Regions from separate parts of the Homo sapiens genome. Here region 1 is linked to region 2. Evidence: chromatin contacts called from ENCODE Hi-C or POLR2A ChIA-PET data. All regions are on one chromosome and are shown on one strand. Each heading gives the region's core, a stretch centred on a gene start or an enhancer-like site at or near the end of the contact. The rest is flanking DNA. Distances are from core to core; before and after follow the strand shown.

Region 1 (5,417 bases), core at 564-3,063, 300 kb before region 2:
AAAAAAATAATAATAATAATTTTAAAAAAGAAACACCCTCACAGACACACCCAGAATAATGTTTGACAAAATATCTGGGCACCCTGTGTCCCAGTCAAGTTGACACACAAAATGATCCATCACACTACGCATTTTCCTCTGGACACTGCTTTAACTGTACCTCCTAAGTTCTGGTAAGTGATGTTTTCATTATTGCTGTTTTACAGATAATCATTCCATCTTGAAAATGTCTTGTGGCTTACAGCAGGAATATTTTGCTACTAAATTTTGACCAAGAAGTAGGTACAACGACTTGCCTTTTCATATGAGGTTGACCTGATTCTTATGAGGCCAATATGAAGGTGAACCAGAACCTTCTCAGGGCCCAGAAGTTGCTTTGAAAAAATTCTCTCAACACTTGAAAAACTCATTTAAATATCAATGGAAACACACACCTACCTGCCTAGATGGGTTTCTTAACAACCAAGGTCAAAAGTTTCCCTATTGGATCTTGAATCTAAGAGGAAAAAAAGAAACCACCAACTCTTTCTCATTCAAATGTTCATAAATAATAATATTATTAACAATAATTATAATAGCTACCATAAGGCTGGGCACGGTGGCTCACACCTGTAATCCTAGCATGCCTGTAATCCTAGCATTTTGGGAGGCCGAGGCAGGTAGATCACCTGAGGTCAGGAGTTCGAGGCCAGCCTGGCCAACATGGTGAAATCCCGTCTCTACTAAAACTACAAAAATCAGCTGGGGGTGGTAGTCGGTGCCTGTAATCCCATCTACTTGAGAGGTAGAGGCAGGAGAATTGCTTGAACCCAGGAGGCAGAGGTTGCAGTGAGCCGAGATTGTGCCACTGTACTCCAGCCCGGGCAACAGAGTGAGACTCCATCTCAAAAACAAAACAAAACAAAACAAAAAAATAGCTACCATAATGCCATCTGATGTATGTTTTCAGTGCTTTACATATGTCATCTTATTTACATTTTACAACAGTTCTAAGATGGAAATATCACTCTACATTTTAAAGATGAGAAAACCAGGCTTCGAAGGGGTTACATAACTTACTTAGGATCACACTTCTTTCTAAGTGGAGAAGCTAGGATGTCACACCAGCTCCGATTTAAAACCTGTGTATTTTTTCAGGATAATACCTTGCCTCTTTTGCACACTCCTCTGCCCTGACTTACAGCAATAAGATGGTTCTGCCTCTCATGACAAAACTTATTTTCTAGGCAGAGCAAGTACGTCTGCTGTGGTCCACTCTCAATTAGGTAGAAGTCCAGCCTGGAATTGTGGCACTGCAATGCAGCAGGCCACCTGGCCACAGAAGGCCTTTGCCTGTAGAAGCCATATGGATGAAGAAGACTCTGAGCCAAGCACTAATGCAGAGAGGGGATGGAACAGGGGTGGGGGCTGGGGAAGGAGGGAGCTGGCACAGCTGCTTCCGAAGGGGACGTTACGATGGGCCATCAGTATTGACCACTAAGCCTGAATGTGCTGGACACACCAGTCACCCATGCCAAGCCCATTAAGTTCATCTCAGCTGTCTGGCAACTGCCCTCTAATGAAACAAGCCAACAACTTCCTATATTTGAGGTTTCAGTTAGTGTTGTTGGCCAAGTTTCAGTGGGAACCAGAGAAGACGACCACACGGGGGCTGTAGGCCCTGAGAGCAGCAGCCCAAGCCGACCTCAGAGCGCCTGCCAGCTGGGCAGATTATCAGCGTCCTGCTGCAGAGAGATAAGGAACGTTCTGATCCAGCCCCGAGAAGTGCAGGGCTTTATATAGCAGCTTGAGTAGGCTGCAAGGGAATGTCCTGGCCGAAGGCTTCTCCGTAGCCAAGAGAGAGGGGAGTGGGTGGAGAGGAAGGCGGGAGCTTTATAAATAACCCGATGTGTGCTGATCTGCTCAGCGGCCTTGTCTTAGCAAAGCCTGAGGCCTGGGGGAGGAGAGGGACATTTACAGATGACTTTTATTTTCTTTATCACTTCTCTATATTTTCTAAGTTTTCTACGATGAACTTGAACTCCTTTTATAATCAGCAAGTATGAATACAATTTTAAGAAAGCAAAAAAGAGAGGCATAAAAAGAATTCCTTTGGTTGGAGATTTTAGTGACCATCTTTACCCACTCAGAGGTTCCCAAACAAGCCCCAGTGCTCTCCTCCCTTCTCTGGTCTCTCCCATTGGGCCCCCTGGGGTGCCTGTACTCACCTATGATGCAGGATCTGACCAGTTTTCTTAGCTCCTCCCGGGTTCCCGCATTCCCCATACTCTCCCCCTGCTCCCACTAATCCAAATGTGGCTGTCCTTGGCCTTATTGTTTTTAAAAAAGGTGTCCAGGTCCCTCATCTCTGCTAGGGTACATAAGGGTTACTTGGGTATGTCCCCTGTGCCTGCTACACTAGCTTAATAATGGGTAAAAAGCCATGGAGTCCCTGTACAGAGTGTGGTTTATACTCTCTGTGCCTCAGGGTCCCTTTTCTATAAAATGGTGATAACAAGACCACCTACTTCATAGAGGTCACATTAAGATTAAAATAAGACAGTGGATGTAAACTGGCTGACACATTGGAAATGGCCAATTAAATATTAACTAATTATCACTCCACTGAGCATCCCTCCTCACACTCAGGCCCTGAATGACCACACCTACCAAATGTGACCAGACAGATTTTCACTGTTTCCAAAAATAACTCCTCCCAGGAGGTGTGAAGATTCACCACTGCAACTCTGGCACTGATTCAAAGCAGGAGTTCCAAAAATGTTTTGCGAGGTGACAGGCTCCCAGAATCACAGTCAGCCTTCACAGTGCCCCTTATACGGCTGCAATCCTCATTTGGATGTGTGAGTCATGGTAGGGCTACCACATAAACAGATAAATGAATAAACATGTTGTGACTTTGTAGTAACGACCTCATGTAAGCTAAGTTCAGCTCATGACTCTGGGGCAATTTTTAGGACACAAAAGTAGATAAAATATCAACCGATCCCTATTTTTTGAGCAAGCGCTATGTGCAAAAAGGCACGGCGCTAAAATGCAAAAATGGAACATTTTAAAAAGATGAAAGCTTCTGCTTGGAAAGAGATTACACCCTAATCGAGGAAGTAAAATGCAGATACAGGAATAGAAAGCACACTCAGCAAAGCAAGATATGATCCATGGAGGTGATAAGGTGGAGAGTTCAGAAGAGCACGCCCGCTGGGTTCTGGAGGTCAAAGCAGCCTCGTGGAGGAAATTAATACCCTTGATAAGTGGATGCCAGGCCTTGTAGAATTCTGATGCAATCAGGATAGAGTCTGAGAGAAAGGGTCTCACATGTCAATGTCAACAAAGCATGGTGCTAGGTACTCATATAAGTACATCATCTTTTTTTGATCTTGACAAGAATCTAGTGTGATGTTACCATTCCCATTTCACAGATAAGAAGACAGTGGCTCAGAGAAGCTCAGAGAGGTTAAGTTATATGCCCAAGGTCATTCACAGCAGAGGCAGGATTCAAACCAGGTTCTACCCGGCTCCACAGTCCATATTCTGGCTTCTACCATCTGGCACTGCTATGGCCTCCCTTAAATCTGGCTCCCAGAACAGACCTGGGCTGTCTGTGACCAGGAGCAGGGCTTTCATTCCATGGCTGTGGCCTTTTAGTAGAGAGGACACTGCCCAGTGTGGCTGACAAATTCTTTGGCAATATATTGACTTTACATTGCCTGCCAGTAACATGGGCTAAGGTGTAACAATTTCTAAGCCTAGATCAAAGTCACAATTTTGATCACAGGTTACAATTTTGTATATTTAATCCCCTGCTTCTACTTTGTAGTATTTTTGTCAGTTCAGCAATTCACCTCTTTTATCACCACTACAATCTATAATAAGCACATGGATTTTTCAGGAATGACATAGGAATAAGATAGAAATAAGCTTTCAGAGGTGACCTTTGCCCCCAATTTTCAGTCATGTGGACTTGGAGGATTTTTGTGATATAACAAATAGCACCTGTTGGTTAGCATTGGAAAAGTCCCCAGATGCATCTGGGAGCAGCCAACATCAGCACCAAGATATTGCCCATATCCACTGGTGTCTTGCCGAAAGCCCACCCAACACCAATATCACACAAGCCTAAGCTTCACATTCCCCAGGCCATCAACTAGTATTTATTGAGTACCAGGTTCATGGTTCTTAAAACCAGCTGGAAATCACAATCCAGTAACCCTAACTCAATCCCAGCTCAGACTGTATAACCATATTCTAATCATGAAGGGAATCTGGGAGGCTCTCTAAAAGAACAGAATTTGTCCCCTCTGAAACTCATGTTGAAACTTAATCTCTAATGTAACAGTATTAACAGGAGGGGCCTTTAAGAGGTGATGGGTCAGGAGGGCTCTGATTAATAATTAATAGTTAATGTGATTAATGGATTGATGGGCTAATGGATTAATGGGAAATCAGGGGAGTGGGTTTGTTATCACAAGAGCGAGTCTGTTATTAAAAGCCAGTTCAGGTCTCTCATGAGCCCTCCACCATGTGATACCCTGCACCACCTTGAGCCTCTATGGAGAATCCCCACCAGCAAGGCTCTTGCTCAATGTGGTTTCTTGACCTTGGACTTTCCAGCCTGCAGAACTACAATAATTCCATAAATTTCTTTTCTTTATAAATTACCTAGTCTGAGATATTCAGTTATAGCAACAGAAAATGGACTAAGACAAATGGGAACTGAAGCTGGGAGGGAGCCATAAAACCACTCCCCAGGGAACCAGGGCAGGGTCATTTCAGCCATGAAAAGCCCATTGCAGACATCTTTCCTTCAGCTGGGAGCCCAGTGTTGGGGAGAGATTGAAATAGATACCATCCCTCTTTCATGAACATATGAATAACAAAACCGATTCAGGAAATGTGACTTAGGGACACAGTAACCGTGTGCTTTCTAACACTGCATCCCAGGATCAGGCAGACTCGCCCTTCCACGCACTAGCACAGCTGCATCCCCGAGGCCTCCCACCGTGAGGCCTGCCTCACTAAGCACCTGGCTGAAAGCAATGATCATACTCTCTACAGGCAGGCAGATCCTAAGAGAGGGCCCGGAAGTGGCTGAGCCACATAACCTCAATTTCCTTTACAGGCTCACTAAGCAGTTCAACTACTAAAGAAAATAGAGTAAGAGACAGAGAGAAGCTAGGAATGTCACCCTAATCAAACTCCCTCATACGGAAATGTGAAAAGAGGAGAAAGTAAGTTCCTCCTCAACACTCATCCCAATTCCATTCTAAGTACACATAAGCCCCTTTTCAAGCCTCCCCAAAATAATATTATGAGTCAGGCTTTCAAATGATCAATAAAATTCACAACTTGCATAGAGCCACCGCTCATTACACACATACATGTACACATAAACATACACATACACATACACATACACATAC
Region 2 (5,952 bases), core at 67-2,566:
TTCTTAATTGAACTGAAAAAAGTGATAAACATAAGCTAAAATTATAGTCATTTAAAAATGGAAATAAGATTGGAGTACATCTTTAAGCAGCTATAATACAGAATATAGTAATCAGAATTGAATATAAAATAAATGCAGATCACAAAGATGTATTCTAGAAATGTGAGAAATAACAATATGTATTCCATATTATGGTTAGTTAACAAACCTAAAAAGGGAGTGAGAAGAAATATAATAGGAGATAGGCACAGAGAGAAGGAAAGCCAAAATCTCTTCCACGTTTTCTTCATACAGCCTGCCAATATTCTACACCAGTAAAACATATCAGATCTAAAAAATCCATCTGAAACAATTCTAAATATCAGAGTAAAACAGTCCAAAACTGTGATGCCTTTTTATATAAACCTTCATTTCATTTTTCTTTTAAATAAAATATTTTTAGAAGTAGAGTAAAACCTGTATTATCTCAAATGCTACCAAAAAATCAAAGTCAGTACTTCTGAAACACCTACTCACATATTTACTGTGGAATCTACTTCACCAACTGCAGTATCAATCCACTTTGAGATATAATTAAAAATAAAAAATTTCAATAGTCTCTAATGACTTTCAGCAGAATAAAAGCTGATGGGAGAAACAAAATCTTTTTGTTGGTGGGGAACTCCTGGGTCCCCTTTCTTGATGTGCTTTGTGGGTGTGCGCACGCATGTACCTGTATTGAGACTTCCACTGAAGTATAACTAACACTTGACTGTCTCTGCTCTGCTTTCTCATTCCTCTCTATGAAAACTTACACATATGTCCTTAAAACCTCCTTATGAAGTGAGTACCATTATCATCAGGCAACATGCCCAAGATTCATTGATCCAAAGCCCACACTCTCACCCAGTATGCTTTATTGCCTATGTACCATTCATCACTTGACTGCTAAGATTTTACAAATAGTTCAGTAGGAGGAAGTAGTATTCAAATCTACTTTTATTTGTCTCTATATTTGCTCAACACCACATCTGTTTACAACATCTGTTGTTTGCATGCACTTAATGTGTCCTCAGTGAATCACCTTTAGCAGAAGACATGGTAAAAATGCAAATTTTGGATCGCCCTAATCCTACTCAATTAGACTGAAGGTAAAACCCAAGATAATGCATTTTAAAGCAAGCATCCAAAGTAATTCAGATACACACCAAAATTTGAGGATCACAACATTATAGCACGCTGCCTTGTAGGAAATAACTTTTTAGAGTTAAAAAAAGGAATGAATCTAGAGTCAAAATTCTGGTTTTGCTACTTACTGTCATGTGACCTTGCGCAAGCAAAATGAGAATAACACCTGTTTCCTTTCTTTCGGAGTTGGTATCAGGTTCAAAATGACATAATGTCTGCCAACACATGACATATTTGCAAATAGCTCTATCAGACTAATAGAATGTAAAGAGCTAAAGGGGCCTTAGAAAGTCTAGGCCAACAACTTAAAAATTTTTTTTACCTTTAATCGTGATTCTAGTCATTGGTCTAAGATACAGAGTGACATATTATACGCACATGTGTGTATAGTATTTTGCTATACTTAGGAAGTATTCTTATATTCTTTCTTAAAAAATTAACAAACATCTCCTTGGCACCTACAGAGCTGACCACATGGCTTTTCTCCTTTGGTTTAGTGATATGGTAACATTTAATTTTTAAGGATTCCTAACACTGAATTATTTTTTGCATTACTAAAATATCTTAGTCATGGTATATTATTCTTTTAATATACTGCTCAGTTCTAGCTGCAAACATTTTATTAAGACTTTTTATAATGTTGGTGGGAATGTAAACTAGTATAGTCACTATGGAGAGCAGTATGGAGGTTCCTCAGAAAGCTGCATATAGGAACTACCACGTGATCTAGCAATTCCACTACTTGGCATTTCAGTCCAAAGAAAAAGAAATCAGTATAACAAAGAGACATCTGCAGTCCCATGTTTACTGCAGCACTATTCACAATAGCCAAGATAAAAAAATCAACATAAGTGTCCAACCACAGATAAATGGATAAAGAAAATGTGGTGTATATACACAATGGCATACTATTCAGCCATAAAAAAGAATGAAATCCTGTAATTCCCAGCAAAACAGATGGAACTGGAGTACATTACATTATGTGAAATAAGCCAGGCACAGAAAGTTAAACACCACATGGTCTCACTCATATGTAGAAGCTAAAAATGTTAATCTCATAGAAGTACAAAGTCCAACAGAGGTTACAAGAAGCTGGGAAGCATAGGGGAGAGAAGGATAGGGAGAGATTTGTTAAAGGATTCAAAATTACATCTAGATAGGAGCAATAAGTTCTAGTGTTCTATACCACAGTAGGATGACTACAGTTAACAATAATATACAGTTTCAAATAGCTAGAAGGATAGTGAGTGTTACCAACACAAATGATAAATGTTTGAGATGGATATCCTAATTACTTTGATCTGATCACATATACAGAACATCACTATGTACCCTATAAATATGTATAATTATCTTGTATCAATTTTTTTAAAGAATTTTTGTATGTATATTAATAAGTAACATTAGACTACAGCTTTATTGAGTGTGATATTTTTCAGAATTATGCTAGTTTTGTAAAGAGAAATAAGATGCTTTCCTTCTACGTTTCCAAACGGTTTAAATGGCACAAACCATTCCTTGAAGGTTTGAAAGGTTTTACAAAGTTTCACTTGTGAAAAAACTGTGGTCTGACACTTCAAAGACAACTTTCCCTATTCCTGCAATAGTTCTTAGTCCATAATTTAGAGTGTCTGCCTTCTTGCATTTATCTTGTTAATTTCTAATTTCCTAAAAATAAATGGTCCATTTTATCTAGACATTTACTCATAATTATTTTAAATTCTTCCACATCTATAATGAAAATCCCTTCCCTAATATTTTGCATGTGAGTTTTTTCACGCTTTCATCACAGATGGTGGAGAGGATATCAATACCAATTAACACCAGTTATAGTGTATTTACACAACTTAATCTTTATAATAAACTTATGAGGTGGGAATTATTCTCTCAATTTTACTAATTTTAAATCAAAGAAATCTAGTCACTTTCTCAGGGTAACATAATTAGTAAGTGGCTAAATTAACCTAGTCCTAACTCCAAAGCCCACATTCTAGTTCTCAATGTGAAAACGTGCCTTTCACTAAGATGGTGCTTTTAAAATTCTTACTGGAAGAAGGGTTGATTAAATTGAGAAGAGCTAAGTATTTTGCTCTTTAGGTAAGAAATACTACTTTCTGCAATAGAAAGTTTAATGACAGATTTAAAAATTAATTTCAAATATCAACTTTTTCAGTTGAGAAAGGAAACAGAATTAGTCTAATATTCATAAGTGAGAAGACTATATAACAGATCTTAGAGTTTCTGCCTAATTTTCTTCAGTGATTCAGTCTTTTCTATACCAGCTATGAAATGTGTTGTGTAGACTTCAACATTCTACTTTGGGAGATATTTACTTCGTTTGAGAAGATTCCTGGTAAGGATAAAATAGTTACAAGTAGTACAATTCTACCTTTAAAAGAAAGATGTTCTGGGGTATTATTCAGAAGCAACTAAAAAGTATTTAGAGAGAGGCCTGAGGAGCCCACAGGAGAGGAACAAGTAGAAATACAAATGCTACTTATCAATGAGATATTTAGGTAGATGTTTTATTTTCCTTCCTATTAAGTGGCATCATTTTTTTTTTTTTTTACTATGTGAAGAAAATATTGTGTGTAGTGTACGAAAAGTTTCTTCACTCTGAATATTTTCATGAAAACCGTATCTTATACCTATCCAAAGTATCAATGAAATTAAGTATTAGCCAGGCACCGTGGCTCACACCTGTAATCCCAACACTTTGGGAGCCCGAGGCAGGCAGGTCACCTGAGGTAAGGTCAGGAGTTTGAGACCAGCATGGCCAACATGGTCAAACCCCATCTCTACTAATAATACAAAAATTAGCTGGGTGTGGTGGTGGGCGTGTGTAATCCCAGCTACTCAGGAGGCTGAGGCAGGAGAATTGCTTGAACCTGGGAGGCAGAGGTTGCAGTGAGCTGAGATCGTGCCACTGCACTCCAGGATGGGTGACACAGCCAGATTCCATCTCAAAAAAAAAATAAATAAATAAACAAAAACAAAAACAAACAAACAAGAAATTCAACATTAGCCCACTGGTCTTTCGTTCATTACATTCTAAAAAGCATGCTCACAACATTCCTTATTTATTAACAATATAAATTGAGAAAATTGCTAGCCAGCTTTAACAAATTACCCTAACTACCCTTGACATTTTTTTTTTTTTTTTGAGATGAAGTCTCACTCTGTAGCCCAGGCTAGAGCGCAGTGGCGTGATCTCAGCTCACTGCAACCTCCGCCTCCTGGGTTCAAGCGATTCTCCTGCCTTGGCCTCCCGAGTAGCTGGAATTACAGGTGCATGCCACTCCACCTGGCTAATTTTTTATAATTTTTAGTAGAGACAGGGTTTTGCCATGTTGGCTAGGCTGGTCTTGAACTCCCAACCTCAGGTAATCTGCCTGCCTTGGCCTCCCAAAGTGCTAGGATTACAGGCGTGAGCCACCGTGCCCAGCCCCCTTGATATTTCTTAAGACCTAAAAAAGGATACAACACTAAGCAAATTAATCATGTCAAATGATTCTGCCATCACTTGAAACAACATTAATATGTTAGTTTTGTTTCCCTCCAATTCAAGAATGACTTTCGATTTTCTGGCAGAGAGAAATTATTTTCGTATTTTGGCCGAGTCCACATTGCTCTTAATTTAAGTGTGTCAGCAGGCTCAGGTCAGCTTTGGAAGACTGAGTTTGAGACTAGCCTGGGCAACAGTAGTGAGACCCTGTATCTAAAAACAATAATAAAAATTAGCTGGGCATGGTAGCACGACCCTGTAGTCCCAGCTACTCAGGAGGCTGAGGTGGGAGGATCCCATGAGCCTAGGAGTTTGAGGCTACAGTGAGATATGACCAAGCTACTCACTGCACTCCAGCCTGGGTGACAGAGCAAGACCATCTGTGAAAACAGACACACACACACACAGTCATTATTCTTCATCTACTATTTGCAGGTCCACTGTGTGACTTTTAACAAGCCACTGTATAATATTTCATATACTATGCAGTTACTGTAAGTAAGCTATTCTCCTATTGCTGAACATTTGTTAGATTATTTCAGTTTTTTACTATATAATGTTACAAAGATACATTCATTTTTGCCCAATTCTCTATTTAGGAAAAAGTTGTGGAAAGGTACTTACTAGGTCAAAAGGTATGAATGATTTTAAGATTCGAGAGAATTCCCAAATTGCTTACAAATTTATACTCTACCAACAGAATGAGTTTTCATCTCTCCGTACCCTTGCCAGTGATAGGCATCATCACTTCTTTGATTAAATATTATTTTAATTTATATTTCTGTTTTTATTACCAAAGTGGAAAATTTTTCATGTTTATTAGTTATGTTTATTCTACAAAATTAACTGTTTTAAGTCCTTTGCCACTTTAGACAAATCAGTTTAAATTGTTTTCTGTATCACAGTAGATTAGATTACATTTTAAAACTCTTCTCTCCCTTTCAGCCCATCCCTGTTTCCATGGCAGAAGTATACTTTCTTGCCCCATTAATGTAGGGTTTGGTGACTTGCTTTGGCCTAGCAGTTGCAATGGCCTTTGGAGGATAGCAGATATGAAGCAAGCAGAGGCTTAAAATTTGTGTAATAGGTCTTGTTTCTGTCAGTGCCATGTGAAGTTTCCCCTGGCTAAGTGGCTGCTCTTTCAATTGAAGCGCCAGAATGAACACACATGAAATAGACCCAAACCCAACCTGCAGTGAGGAGCCAAACCCTGCCAGAATAGCAGCCTGAAGGCTATCCAGCCGAGCCCAGCCTAGTCCAGTCAATTCCCAGCTGACCTA

Evidence for each region. Hi-C counts contacts between places; a loop is a spot of excess contacts on that map. ChIA-PET counts read pairs that join two places held with the same protein, here RNA polymerase II (POLR2A). Pooled maps may share reads with other maps.
Region 1: a map with no recorded cell type shows a loop between it and region 2 (7-fold over the local background). The contact joins two enhancer-like sites. A Hi-C loop is called at or near these places in 3 of 37 single-sample maps with no recorded cell type and 2 of 50 pooled maps. POLR2A ChIA-PET finds 5 or more read pairs at or near these places in 2 of 52 experiments (GM12878 and T-cell).

What each region holds. Positions count from the first base shown.
Region 1 is chr1:181,149,452-181,154,868 of GRCh38, reverse strand. No RefSeq gene overlaps it. Among named protein-coding and RNA genes, the nearest start is that of LINC01732, 22 kb to the left of the region's middle. RefSeq lists silencers at 1,580-1,864, 4,844-4,903 and enhancers at 1,704-1,913, 351-2,956. Within about 2 kb of position 1,813, at least 23 of the 41 ENCODE cell types and tissues checked have a DNase peak (open chromatin) inside an H3K27ac peak, as active enhancers do.
Region 2 is chr1:180,844,640-180,850,591 of GRCh38, reverse strand. All of the region lies in intron 11 of XPR1 (xenotropic and polytropic retrovirus receptor 1), which reads right to left. Among named protein-coding and RNA genes, the nearest start is that of LINC02816, 59 kb to the left of the region's middle. Within about 2 kb of position 1,316, at least 2 of the 41 ENCODE cell types and tissues checked have a DNase peak (open chromatin) inside an H3K27ac peak, as active enhancers do.